Linked DNA regions of Homo sapiens: region 1 is linked to region 2. The links are chromatin contacts, found by Hi-C in ENCODE. All regions are on one chromosome and are shown on one strand. The core of a region is the stretch at or near the end of the contact, and the rest is flanking DNA. Distances in the headings are between cores, read along the strand shown.

Region 1 (5,823 bases), core at 3,324-5,823, 7.6 Mb after region 2:
CCTAACAAAATACTGTAGCAAGGGCTGAGAGTTATGAGCCAGGAACCATGGATGAAAACCTATATATGTGTGTGTATGTGCATATATATATATATATATATATATACATACACAATACTTAATAGATTACAATATAGTGTAAACATAACTTTTATATGCACTGGGAAACCAAAAAATTTGTGACTCCCTTTATTACTATATTTGCTTTATTGACTATTTACTCAGGTCTGGAACTGAACTTGCAATATCTCCTATATATACTAATATGTGAATTAGAACCAGGGATTCATCTTTTTATCTCAATTACTGGAATAACATAGAAGTACTGGTAAAGCTGGCCAGGCAGTGGCTCATGCCTGTGATCCCAGCACTTTGCCTGTAATCCCAGCACTCTGTAATCCACTGAGGCAGGTGGATCACTTGAGGTCAGGAGTTTGAGACCAGCCTTGCCAACATGGCAAAACACCATCTCTACTAAAAACAAAAAACAAAAATTAGCTGGGAGTGGAGGAGTACATCTGTAATCTTAGCTACTTGGGAGCCTGAGGCACAAGAATCGCTTCAACCTGGGAGGTGGAAGTTGCAGTGAGTTGAGATCGCCCCACTGCACTCAAACCTGGGTGACAGAGAGAGACCCTGTCTCAAAAATAAATAAATAAATAAAATTATTGGTAAAGTCGAATGTATACATACATATATACATTTCTGACAGTGCTAGAATTTCTGGTAGATTATAAATGAGATATAGAAGGAAAAACTTGATAAATGTGAGTTGAGTGTATTCCAAAAACAGATACACTACTATAAACAGTGGCAAAGGAATGAAATTACACCCACAGTACATTCTCCACATGGGCCAGAGTGCAGCTTTAAAAGTATAAATCTTGGCCGGGCACGGTGGCTCATGCCTGTAATCGCAGCTACTCGGGAGGTTGAGGCAGTAGAATCACTTGAACCTGGGATACAGAGGTTGCAGTGAGCTGGGGTTGCGCCGATGCACTGTAGCCTGGGAGACAGTGAGACTTCGTTTAAAAAAAAAGAAAAAAAAAAAGAAAAAAAAAGGAAATGAGGGAGGCCAGGCATGATGGCTCATGCCTGTAATCCTAGTACCTTGGGAGGCCGAGGCGGGTGGATCACTTTGAGGCCAGGAGTTTGAGACCAGTCTGGCCAACATAGCAGAACCCCATCTCTACTAAAAATACAAAAATTAGCTGGGCGTGGTGGCACACGCCTGTAATCCCAGCTACTCCGGAGGCTGAGGCACGAGAATCGCTTGAACACGGGAGGCAGGGGTTGCAGTGCGTGGAGATTGCACCACTGCCCTCCAGCCTGGGTAAAAGAGTGAGACTCTGTAAAGTAAAAAAAAAAAAAAGAAGAAGAAGGAAGGAAGAAGAGAGAGAAAAATAAAAAAGAAGAGAATCAGATATATTTACACAGATGCAAAAGTGCCTAATCCACTGAAAAGCCCTCTCTGTAAGCTGTCATTATTATGAAGCTAGGAGAATGCCAAGAGCTGGGAGGTATCAAAAGTTTCAGGAGTGCCTTGTGAAAAGGAGGGGGCAGAAACTGATGTGAGTCCAGCTGCCAGGGTTGTGCGAGTGCGAATGTGTGTGTCTGGGGAAAAGGTGATAAGGAAATGACTCAAGTGATTTACAAGACAAGCAAACGTATGTCTTGTGAAGGGTGATCTATTTAGACTAACCTCAATTACTGACCAAGAACCTATTTGACCTGACCCATTTTCTACTTCATTCACACACCAGTCTTTGTTCTCTTCCTTGAAGTCAGGCCACACACTGCCTCTTCTGTTACCTGAACACCCCTATATTATTCCCATCTCAGGACCTTCTGCACCTGCCTGGCTCCTTATAATTCCGGTTTCTGTTCAAATGTTGCTTCTTCGGAGACGATTTCTCTTGACTATTCCATCTAAATAAAATAGCGTAACTCTTTCCTTCGAGTTCCCCCGATTTCTTCATTGCACCTTTCACTCTCTTAAAGTTATCTCATTTATGTGTTTACTTGTTTAAGGCTTGCCTCCCCCATTCCGATGTACACTCTGTAAACCAGGGACACTTTTGACCTTGTTCCTGGCTGTATGTAACCTTAGCGTCAGGCGCACAGAAACTATATACATATCTGCTGTCTTCTGTAAATATAAAACCTCAAGTCCGGAGATCCCTAGACACTGGGAGCGATCAAGGGCCGGGAGTGTGCCTTGTGGACGAATGAGGAAGTGGGAAGGCCGTCCTGAGAAGATCGGGGAACCCTGGGAAGGAAAAGTAGAAGTCCGAGCTCTCGGGAGGACCGAGGGGCGCGAACGTGGGGGTCTCACCTGCCGAATGGCCGCCAGCGTGTTCTCGGGCGCGTCGTGGCTGCCGCCACGGTGGGCGATGGCAGAAATGCGGTCCCGGGGCTTGAGCACCTGCAGGGCCCTGCAAGAGGGCACCGGCTCAAAGCTGAAGACGCGCAGTAGAACGAAGAGGCTGCCGGTGAGGAGGCAGGCATTGACCGGGCTCCGCGTCACCAGCAGCAGCACTAGCAGCAGGAAGGAGAAAGGGCCCAGGAGGCCGCCCTGGTCCTCCCACAGCCACATGCCGGCGCCCGCACCGGCACGGACGGGAGTCCCGGACCCGCCGGGCTCCTGGGGCAGTAGAACGAGAAGCGAGGGGGAGGGTCCAAGGCACCGGCAGCAGCAGGAACCCTCTGAGGGGACCAGCGCCGCACAATGGCGGCAGCAGACACATCCAGAGAGGGAGTCGGCCGCCCAGCCAATCAGGGATCGGGATTCGCAGCGCCAGTGGGCGGAGCCGCTCCATGGCAACGGGGGAGGGCCCAGGCCCCAGGCCCCAGGCTCACGTTCCAAATCTAAGGTGGGTTAGGGTTTTCCGAGGTCTGAACTTCAACCTGGGCGTTCAGACTCCTAGGCGAGAAAAGGAGGGATAAGAACCATCCTAAAGCTGTAGGACTGGAAGGGATTTTAGTGACTCCTTTATCTGCCCTTGAGGAAACTGAATTCCAGGGAACCTGGAGAGGCAGGATGCTTAGACTATCAATTCAATTCAATTCAATTCAGTTCAGTTCAGTTCAATTCAAGATGTGCCAAATACCGGTCCAGGTGCTCCGGACACAGTTGAACAGGACCTACAGGGTTTTTGCTCTTATGGGATTCACATTCTTGTGGGAGGAAATAAAAGTTAGCAAGTACACCTAACGTTTACAGAGCACTTACCATGTCCCAGGTACTTGACGAGCAAACACTTTATATGCTTATCTCATTCTCAATACAGCCTAACAGTTACTATCAGGAGACTGATTTCAATCGACTTTATTTTCCAGATTCTGGGGGACTGGAAGAGCCTAGCAAAGAAGGCACAATCGGATTATAAAACTGGAAGGGGTTTTAAGGATTCCCTTATTTCATAGATGCGGAAACTGAGGATAGGTGAATTAAGCAGTTAATGGCAGGGTGGGGACTGACATAAAGGCCTCCCCAGTGATTTGTGACATTTTCACTCCTCCTCCCCCTAATCTTACTTCTGCTAAGGGCTTTTGTACCAGGCACTGTACAGGAGTTACCTCAACTGTGCCTCACAACCACCCTTGTGATAGGCACTTTTAAAACCCCCATTTTACATATGCAAAAACAGGCACTGGAAGGAGGGTAAGAGAGATAGACCATGAAGCCGAGTTAGGGAGTGAAAAGGGGCCCCTGGACATATTTTGGAGGGCTGGTAACATTTTTATGTAGAGAACTTTGCAAAAATATTCAGGGATTTTTCTGTTACCTTTTTTTCCTTTAGTGCATTTTCCCACTGATTTGCAAAAGGGGATAGATGTCTTAAGCCTTCCAGTTGGCATCTAGGATTCAGCCTTTTTTTTTTTTTCTTTCAGACAGTCTCACTCTATCGCCCAGGTTGGAATGCAGTGGTGCAATCATGGCTCACTGCAACGTCGACCTCCTGGGCTCAAGCGATCTTCCGACCTCAGCCTCCCGAGTAGCTGGGATCACAGGCTCGCGCCACCCCACCCGGCTAACGTTTAAAATTTTTGTAGAGATGCCGTCTCCCTTTGTTGCCCAGGCTGATCTCGAACTCCTGGGCTCAAGCGATCCTTCCGCCTCGGCTTCCAAAATGTTGGAATTATAGGCGTAAGCCATCACGCCCGGTGGGTTCAGCAAGTTTTTACCTACAAGAAAATATTTTGGTGAATGTTACATGTTTTCTAACGGCTGCATAGAAAGGGGTTATCTTTATACAGATAAGAAAAAAATGGCAACTTCAAGGAACACTTCAGGGGGCTTCAGACCCTGAGGGGTGTTCCTATTCTACTAAATAAGTAAATTTATTAATAAATTCTAGTCTCTAGCTTGCAAGGAAGACTACGTTTCCCGGCGTGCAGCGTGCTGGCCGTAAGCATTACGTCCTCCATCGCGGGCGCGCAATGCACCTCGGGGATGGTAGTGTTCTGGTGGCCCAACGGTTTTAACAGCCCGGGAATCAACCACCGGAAGTGCCGGCCCTGAGAGGTGGAGTCGGGGTGGCAGCGGCGGCGGTTGCCAGGAGCCCGCGTTGCAGCCTGAGATCCGTAATATGGCGGGGAGGAGGAGGAGAAGGCGGCGGCGGACCGAGCTGCGCTCTGTCAGTACCATTTGAGCCATTCGCTTCCTGACAAGGCCCGTGGCGAGGGGAGAGGAGCTGAAGGGGCCGTGGGGGATCAGGTGTGTGCATGAGGAGGGGGCTTGAGCCTTGACGGGTCCGGGCTGAGAGGTGGTCTGGCGAGGCGAAATTGGCGCCCTGAGAAGCTGAGGGCGGGCTCTGTGCTGGGCTCCCGGGCCTCGAGCCCCCTGGAAAGGCGCCGGCTGTTGGGAGGCGGGACCCCGGGGGCAGCCAGCACCGGGCGCTGAGGTGATGCTCCGATGCTGGCCCCGCCTGGAGGGCCCTCGGTTTGGAGTCTTAAATCGGAGGAGCTGGAGGAGGTGGGCATGGGGCGCTGGGGAGAGGGCAGGGGGCCGTCCCTGGTGAATAAAACTCGGGCCAGAGCCGGAGAACCCCATCGTGGTGATCAAATTGTTTGGGCCGTTTTTCTTCTCCCTCCCACGGTGCTGGAGAGGGAGGCTTCCCCGGGGTGTGCATTGGCCATTTATGAGCCCCTGTTTCCACAACCAAGGCCCTAGGAGCGCTGCTTACTTCGCCTTTGCCACTCTGGGGCATAAACTTGAGGATAATAAAGTAATCGATTGCCCCTGGAGCTGCTAGATGGTTCCCACCCTTTGATTCTATTCTGGTTACGATCCAAGCTCCCTACCCCCAGTTTAGGCAAATGGCAGCCATCTCGAGATTGATTTGACGGGGAGAGGTCTAGGGACAGGGAAATGAGGAAGCCGTTGTCCCCTTTTCTATATTTTTCAGTTTCATTTGAAACCTACGGGGAACCAAGCACTGTCGCTGCCCTCCAGGAATTCATACTCTACTGCTAAAAATCGTCATCATCATTATCCTCTTAATAAGAAAAGCAGTCCCCATTATTTGTTGCTTTCTGCGTGTTCTGCACTACGTTAATTGCCCTACATGCATTAGCTCATTGAATTCTTACAACATTCCTTTGAGACGGATACCGTGATCATCCCTCTTTTACAGAGGACGAAACAGGTGTGGGGATGGTAACTGGCTTGCCAAGAACTTGCAGCTAGTACGCATCTGAATAAGAAATCTTCCCCTTTACCGCTTTTACAAGAAGTTTGCGTCTTTGGCGGAACTGATGGGCAAAGAAACACTAGGTTCTGCAAAAAAAAAGCAGGATCTGTTCTGTGTTACTTTTACC
Region 2 (5,554 bases), core at 2,395-4,894:
CACTCCAGCCTGGGCAACAGAGCAAGACTCCGTCTCAAAAAAAAAAAAAAACAAAAAAAAAACCTCCTCTTCCAATAAATAAGGCATTCAGCAAATACGGAACACTACAAAACAGAATGTTTCTCTTTAAAATTCAAGTTCCACAATACAATCTGCTAAGTTTTGGAGACAGTGCCTCCTCCAAGTAAGTACTGAGGGCTGCTGGTTTTATTCCATGCTTGTTTCTTAATGGCAGTGAGTTCTGAGAAGCATTAAAGGTGGGATGATGCAAAGAACACCACATCATTACTTTAGAAGCTCTGGCTGTTCTAAAAAGTTCAAGTAACCCTAAAATTACTAAACCAGTTTCTTATCTAACAATAAAAAAAACTAGGTGCAAATTGCAACTTAAATACATCCTATCAGATAAAATGCTTGTTCTAATATACATTAAGCCTTGTCTTCTATATTTTTATTCACTTGGGGACCTCACTTTTTAAGGAGAATCTCTTGGCCAATTTACTTGGCTCTAGAGAACTGTGCTTAAATGAATTACACTTAATTACACTTAAATGGGTTCCACTTAATTATTTCTTAAGGAACCTATATTCTTTAGTTTTCAAAGAGATCCAAGGTCAATACTGAATCCCAAGGTCTGACTCTCCAGGCTCCTTCAACAGCTTTCCCGGCATGCAGTTTAAAAACACACCCAGCACAAATTTCGGCTATGGCTTAACTAAAGAACAGAACATGCTAGCCCTATTGTCCACTTCCTCGCTATCAAAAAAACCTTGCAAACTTTTTGGTTCCCCCTTTGTAAGTTCCAATCCAGGTGTTATTTCCTATTTATCCCCCTGCTTTTTATAAGCACTGATTGTTCTCCGATGCTGGCTTTTTATGGACTTAATAGTCTGGAACATGCAATCCAACAGTCTCAATATAACCCTGGACCTCAACTTAGAAAATCAGTTCTTTTCCAAATAGACATCCTACATAGGATAATTTTTTAAAAACATGAACTGGCATTTTGGTACAAGCAATTGGTAAAGTCGGTAACACCAAAATAGTTTTTTGATTAAAAACAAGAAAGTTGACCATGCTGTACGGATTCTCTTACTGACAGCTACTTCCCTACAGGTTTTCGCATCTCCAATTTCTAGCACTGTCAAAGAGAAAAAGATTAGGTGTAACTACAAATTAGCAACTATCAGGAAGAGAGAAAGCCCGCATAAGAGGTAATACCTAGTCACCAACAGTGACCATTCTAGACCAAGGTTGGTTATCCCCGGATGACTCGCTGGACAGGCTGTAAATGGAGTCCTGAGTCTAGTCAGAGTGGTGCTGGTGGCTCCACAGAAAGGAGGAAGAGCCAAGAAAGAAAATGGCTGGATAAACGGAATCTGCAAAGTAAGGTAGGGAATGGGCACTTTTAGGAGCTGAGAAGTGAACTAGGTTAGGCAGTCAAAATGGCTTGATGTAAGTCAAGAATTACAAGCTAAGCTTCCTTATTCAAGAGGAAAACATTGTCTAGAGCCGTACCACCCTGAAAGTGCTCGATCTCCTCAAAAGAAAACATCAACCACCCACACAAATAAATGCCACTGTCAACAAAACCACCAAATCAACCGTGCTGACGTACATACGTCATCAGAGTGTTTCTCCAGACACTATCCCTTTACCACGAAAGAGCAAACGGTGACAAAAGTTTCTGTAGAAACCAAACTCCTGGAGCACTTTTATAATGTCCACTTATCTAAGAACCACCACAATACAGAACTTTAAAGAGAGAAATCAACAATATGTTCTCACTTAAAATGCGCTGGATGTCATGACCCACCCCACTAACGTCCTGGCTAAATGATGAAAGGACGTTCAGCCTTTTCCTTCCTTTTTCATTTTCTCTTTAAGGAAACACTGATAGTTCCTAAAATAAGCACCATTAGGAAGAGAATACTTAAGTTCACTCATTTGACATTCCCACAAAATCAGTACCTGAAAGCAAGCTACCTACCACAAAATAAGCACCATTATGAGAATACATAAGTTCACTCACCGGATATTCCTACAACGTCAGCACCTGCAAGCATGCTACCTACGACTTAAGCAACCCCTAAGTACGGGAAGATGTTTAAAAACCAAAGTTAACTCGAAATTTTATGGATTAGAAAATGTATGTCTACTAGCTACGGTCAGAAAGACACGTGAGAACTATTAAATTATAACAAATGCTCAAGTGTCTGAAGAAATAGACTGAACTACTGATGCACGAACACAGTGAGTTATTCCAAGCAATCTGAATAAGGTCAACGATTTTACAGCAATGAAAATTCTCTAAACGTGTCGCTGACAAAGGATAAAAGTGTAAGCTTCACTTTAAAAAGACACAAATCAATATAGTCTCCTATCACACATTAAGTGAGGAATCCTAACTTTGTGGCACTTTGTAAACTTTAGAAGCGTACACAATGCTAAGGGTAAAACAGATCTTGGTATTGATAGCCAAGTTTCTGCCCGATCACAAGGCTGCAATGCATCTTGGGATTCCTTCAGGACGGTTGGGGGCCACGGACAGTTTAAACCGTAATTACAGTTTCAATAGTAGAAAACGCAGCAGAAGACGCTCTCTCGGCTGGGCCTAAGGTGAAAGGAAAACTCGGCCATTCGTCCTCCCCAACTCCTGGGATCTCTAAACGCCCACCCAAATGACTCCTGGCTCCATCTGTCCTCATTCTGCGCCTCGTGGCAGGGATCCGCCGCGGCCCCCACTCCGTTCCATACGGTTCCCATCTCAAGTGGGTAACTGCGGACTCCAGAGCAGGGCAGGGGCGCGGAGGGGCGGCACTCGGGTCCGGGTCTTTGGGCGCGCTGCCCGCTGTCCGCTCCCCGCCCGGCCACCGCCGCGGGCCGCCCCGCGAAGGCCGGCTCCCGGGCTCGGGGCGCCCCACCCAGGCAGACGGCGCCACTGTCAGCGCCCCACGTGCCGACCGGGCCCCAGGGCCGCGCGCCCCCGGACCGCACCCCTACGCCATGTGGGCTCCGGCGCCCGGCCGGACTTCCTCCCGCGTCCCGGGCCTTTACCCGCACGGCCTCCCGCGCCGCTGCCGGCTCCGTGGTTATTGGCGGCGCCGCCAACTGGGGGTGGCGGCGCTGCCGGGCCCCGCAGGAAGGACGGCACGAACTCGGCGGCGTGGACGTTGGGCACGAAGGGCTTGGCGTTGACGTTGAGTTGCCGGCTGAAGGCCGCGCTGAGGTTCTCCCGCTGGGCCTCGGCCGCCGCCGCCAGGGAGCCGCCGCCGCCGCAAGGGCCCGGCCCGGGGGCTTCCATGTCCGCCTGGTCCCAGCAGTCAGGCGCCGAGTCGCTGCTGCTGCTGCCGCTGCTGCTCCCGCCGCCGCCGCCGCCGCCGCCGCCGCCGCCACTGCCCGGATCCATGATCGGGGGGGCCGTGTGTGTGGTGGACAGAGAGCGGGAAATGGAGGCAGGGGCGCCCGGCCGGAGAGGAGTGGGCAACGCTGACTGAGGGAAGGCGGCGGGGCAGAAGGGCCGGGAGCTAGCGACAAAGATCCCCGGCGTCGCCGCGGCAGCAGCTCCAGTCCCGACTCCACACTCGCGACGACGACAGAGGCGGCGGCGGCGGCAGCTCAACCCTCCTCCTCGTGTGTGTGAGCGGATCTCCTCCCACCCAACCACCTCCGACGGCCTCACAGCCAACCCCACCCCCGGCGCGGATTGACCCCTCGCCGCCACCCGTACCTTCGCCTCGGTAGTTCTCTGTTCTGGCCGCCCCCGTTTCCGGCTATTTAGCGCGGCGGGAGGTGGAACTACAAGTTCCGGCAGCGCCCGCGCTACCCCGCTGCGGTTTTCCCGGGGGCCGACGGGAGTCGAAGTTCAGGGACAGGGCGCAACCGGAAGCGGCTCCGGCTCCCGGCAGGCAACGCGAGGAGGCGGAGGTCTGGTGGCCGCTCGGCGGCCCCACCTGTCACCTGGTGGGGGGGCAGCGGCAGGCCCTGGTTGGTGCAGCTCTGTGCTGGGCCGAAGACCGAGAGTATTTTAGCCCATAGGAGGGGTCCACTCTGGCCTGCTGGACACAGGCTGGGGGAAAACGGACAGCATCTATAACATGGGGAAGAAAAATACACTCAGCTCCCGAAAATTCTTGTACTCTCTTTTCACCACCTTTCCTGCGTTCTCTGCCTCACAGTCTCCGTACCTTATTCTCTCTCCACCTTCTTTCTCCTCACCCCCAGCCAGATTTTGCCCTTCATTTCAAAGCCGGTGCAGATTGCAAAGCTGATTTCATTTTATGTAATCATTTCGTGGAAGAAACAATAAAACCGTGAGATATTCCGGCTTAAAACTGCAGTGTGGCTCATAAAGCGCTGGGGCCCAGGCTCTGCCCAGGCAGAAGGGATTGTTAACTGGAAAATTTCAATGACTCACCGTTTGTTTGACTAGTCATATAAAGCCTTCACCCAAATTTTTCCATCCTTTCCTCCTCCCCGCCAAAGGGTTTGCAAATTAAACAGAGGATTGCCGTATTCCATGGTGTATCCGGCTTACCTAACAGGGTTATTTTGGTGAGTCTAGCTTCCTTATGCACCATTACGTGAAGTGGTTTCCTTTTGAATGGTCTGATTTGCTCAAGAATTCCCATAGTACTTTTCATCGACTGCATCTTACACTTACAGATTAGGTAAACCTGGGAAAAGAACAAAAGCAAACGAGAAATACTTAAGAGTTCGCATTTAGGCCCTTCATGAAGTAGGAAAAAATGTTGCTCTGAGTACCTGTTAAGCTTTCCTGTAATTCACCCATGTGGAGCCCAAGACAGAGAAAAACATATTGTTAGTATTTTTCTGAAAGGAGTCTAGACAGGGTGCAACTAATCTGCCTAGAAATTACAGACTAAAGAAGCACATACATAGAATAGATGTTTCTGAACAACCTTAGGTTGTTAAAAAAAAAAAAAACCTAACAAAATCCAGATCTAGATCTGTATTTTAATTTTCTTTTTTCTTTTTTTTGAGACGGAGTCTTGCTCTGTAGCCCAGGCTGGAGTGCAGTGGCGCGATGTCGGCTCGCTGCAAGCCCGCCTCCCGGGTTCACAACATTCTCCTGCCTCAGTCTCCGGAGTAGCTGGGACTAGAGGCGCCCGCCATCACGCCCGGCTAATTTTTTTTGTATTGTTATTAGAGACGAGGTTTACACCGTGTTAGACAGGATGGTCTGGATCTCCTGACCTCGTGATCCGCTCGTCTCGGCCTCCCAAAGTGCTGGGATTACAGGCGTGAGCCACCGCGCCCGGCCGATCTGTATTTTAATTTTAAACATCTGTATTGTAAAGATAAAAGAGAACTCAGCCTAATGAGATAGGTCAAAAACGAAGCTGTCAAGTATTTTTCAAAAGAGTCCTAGGCTACAGTAATTTGAATTTAATATTAAACTACCAAGCTTTAGGGATTAAAAAAACACATACCGGCCAGGCGCAGTGGCTCACACCTGTAATCTCAGCAATTTGGGAGGCCGAGGCAGATGGATCACGTGAGGTCAGGAGTTCGAGACCAGCCTGGCCAACGT

Evidence for each region. Hi-C counts contacts between places; a loop is a spot of excess contacts on that map. Pooled maps may share reads with other maps.
Region 1: a map of naive thymus-derived CD4-positive, alpha-beta T cell shows a loop between it and region 2 (22-fold over the local background). The contact joins the promoter of CCP110 here to the promoter of GSPT1 in region 2. A Hi-C loop is called at or near these places in 1 of 168 maps with a recorded cell type or tissue (naive thymus-derived CD4-positive, alpha-beta T cell), 1 of 37 single-sample maps with no recorded cell type and 6 of 50 pooled maps.

The regions. Positions count from the first base shown.
Region 1 is chr16:19,519,369-19,525,191 of GRCh38, forward strand. It overlaps CCP110 (centriolar coiled-coil protein 110), which reads left to right and starts at 4,574. Exons shown (of 14, transcript NM_001323572.2): 1 at 4,574-4,720. GDE1 (glycerophosphodiester phosphodiesterase 1) reads right to left here and starts at 2,730. Exons shown (of 6, transcript NM_016641.4): 1 at 2,336-2,730. The coding sequence starts at 2,596. RefSeq lists enhancers at 2,012-2,071, 2,197-2,931, 2,242-2,411 and a silencer at 2,522-2,691.
Region 2 is chr16:11,912,312-11,917,865 of GRCh38, forward strand. It overlaps GSPT1 (G1 to S phase transition 1), which reads right to left and starts at 3,645. Exons shown (of 15, transcript NM_002094.4): 1 at 3,058-3,645. The coding sequence starts at 3,409. RefSeq lists silencers at 2,775-2,824, 2,865-3,104, 3,195-3,264, 3,975-4,034 and enhancers at 3,089-4,026, 3,635-3,784, 5,085-5,554.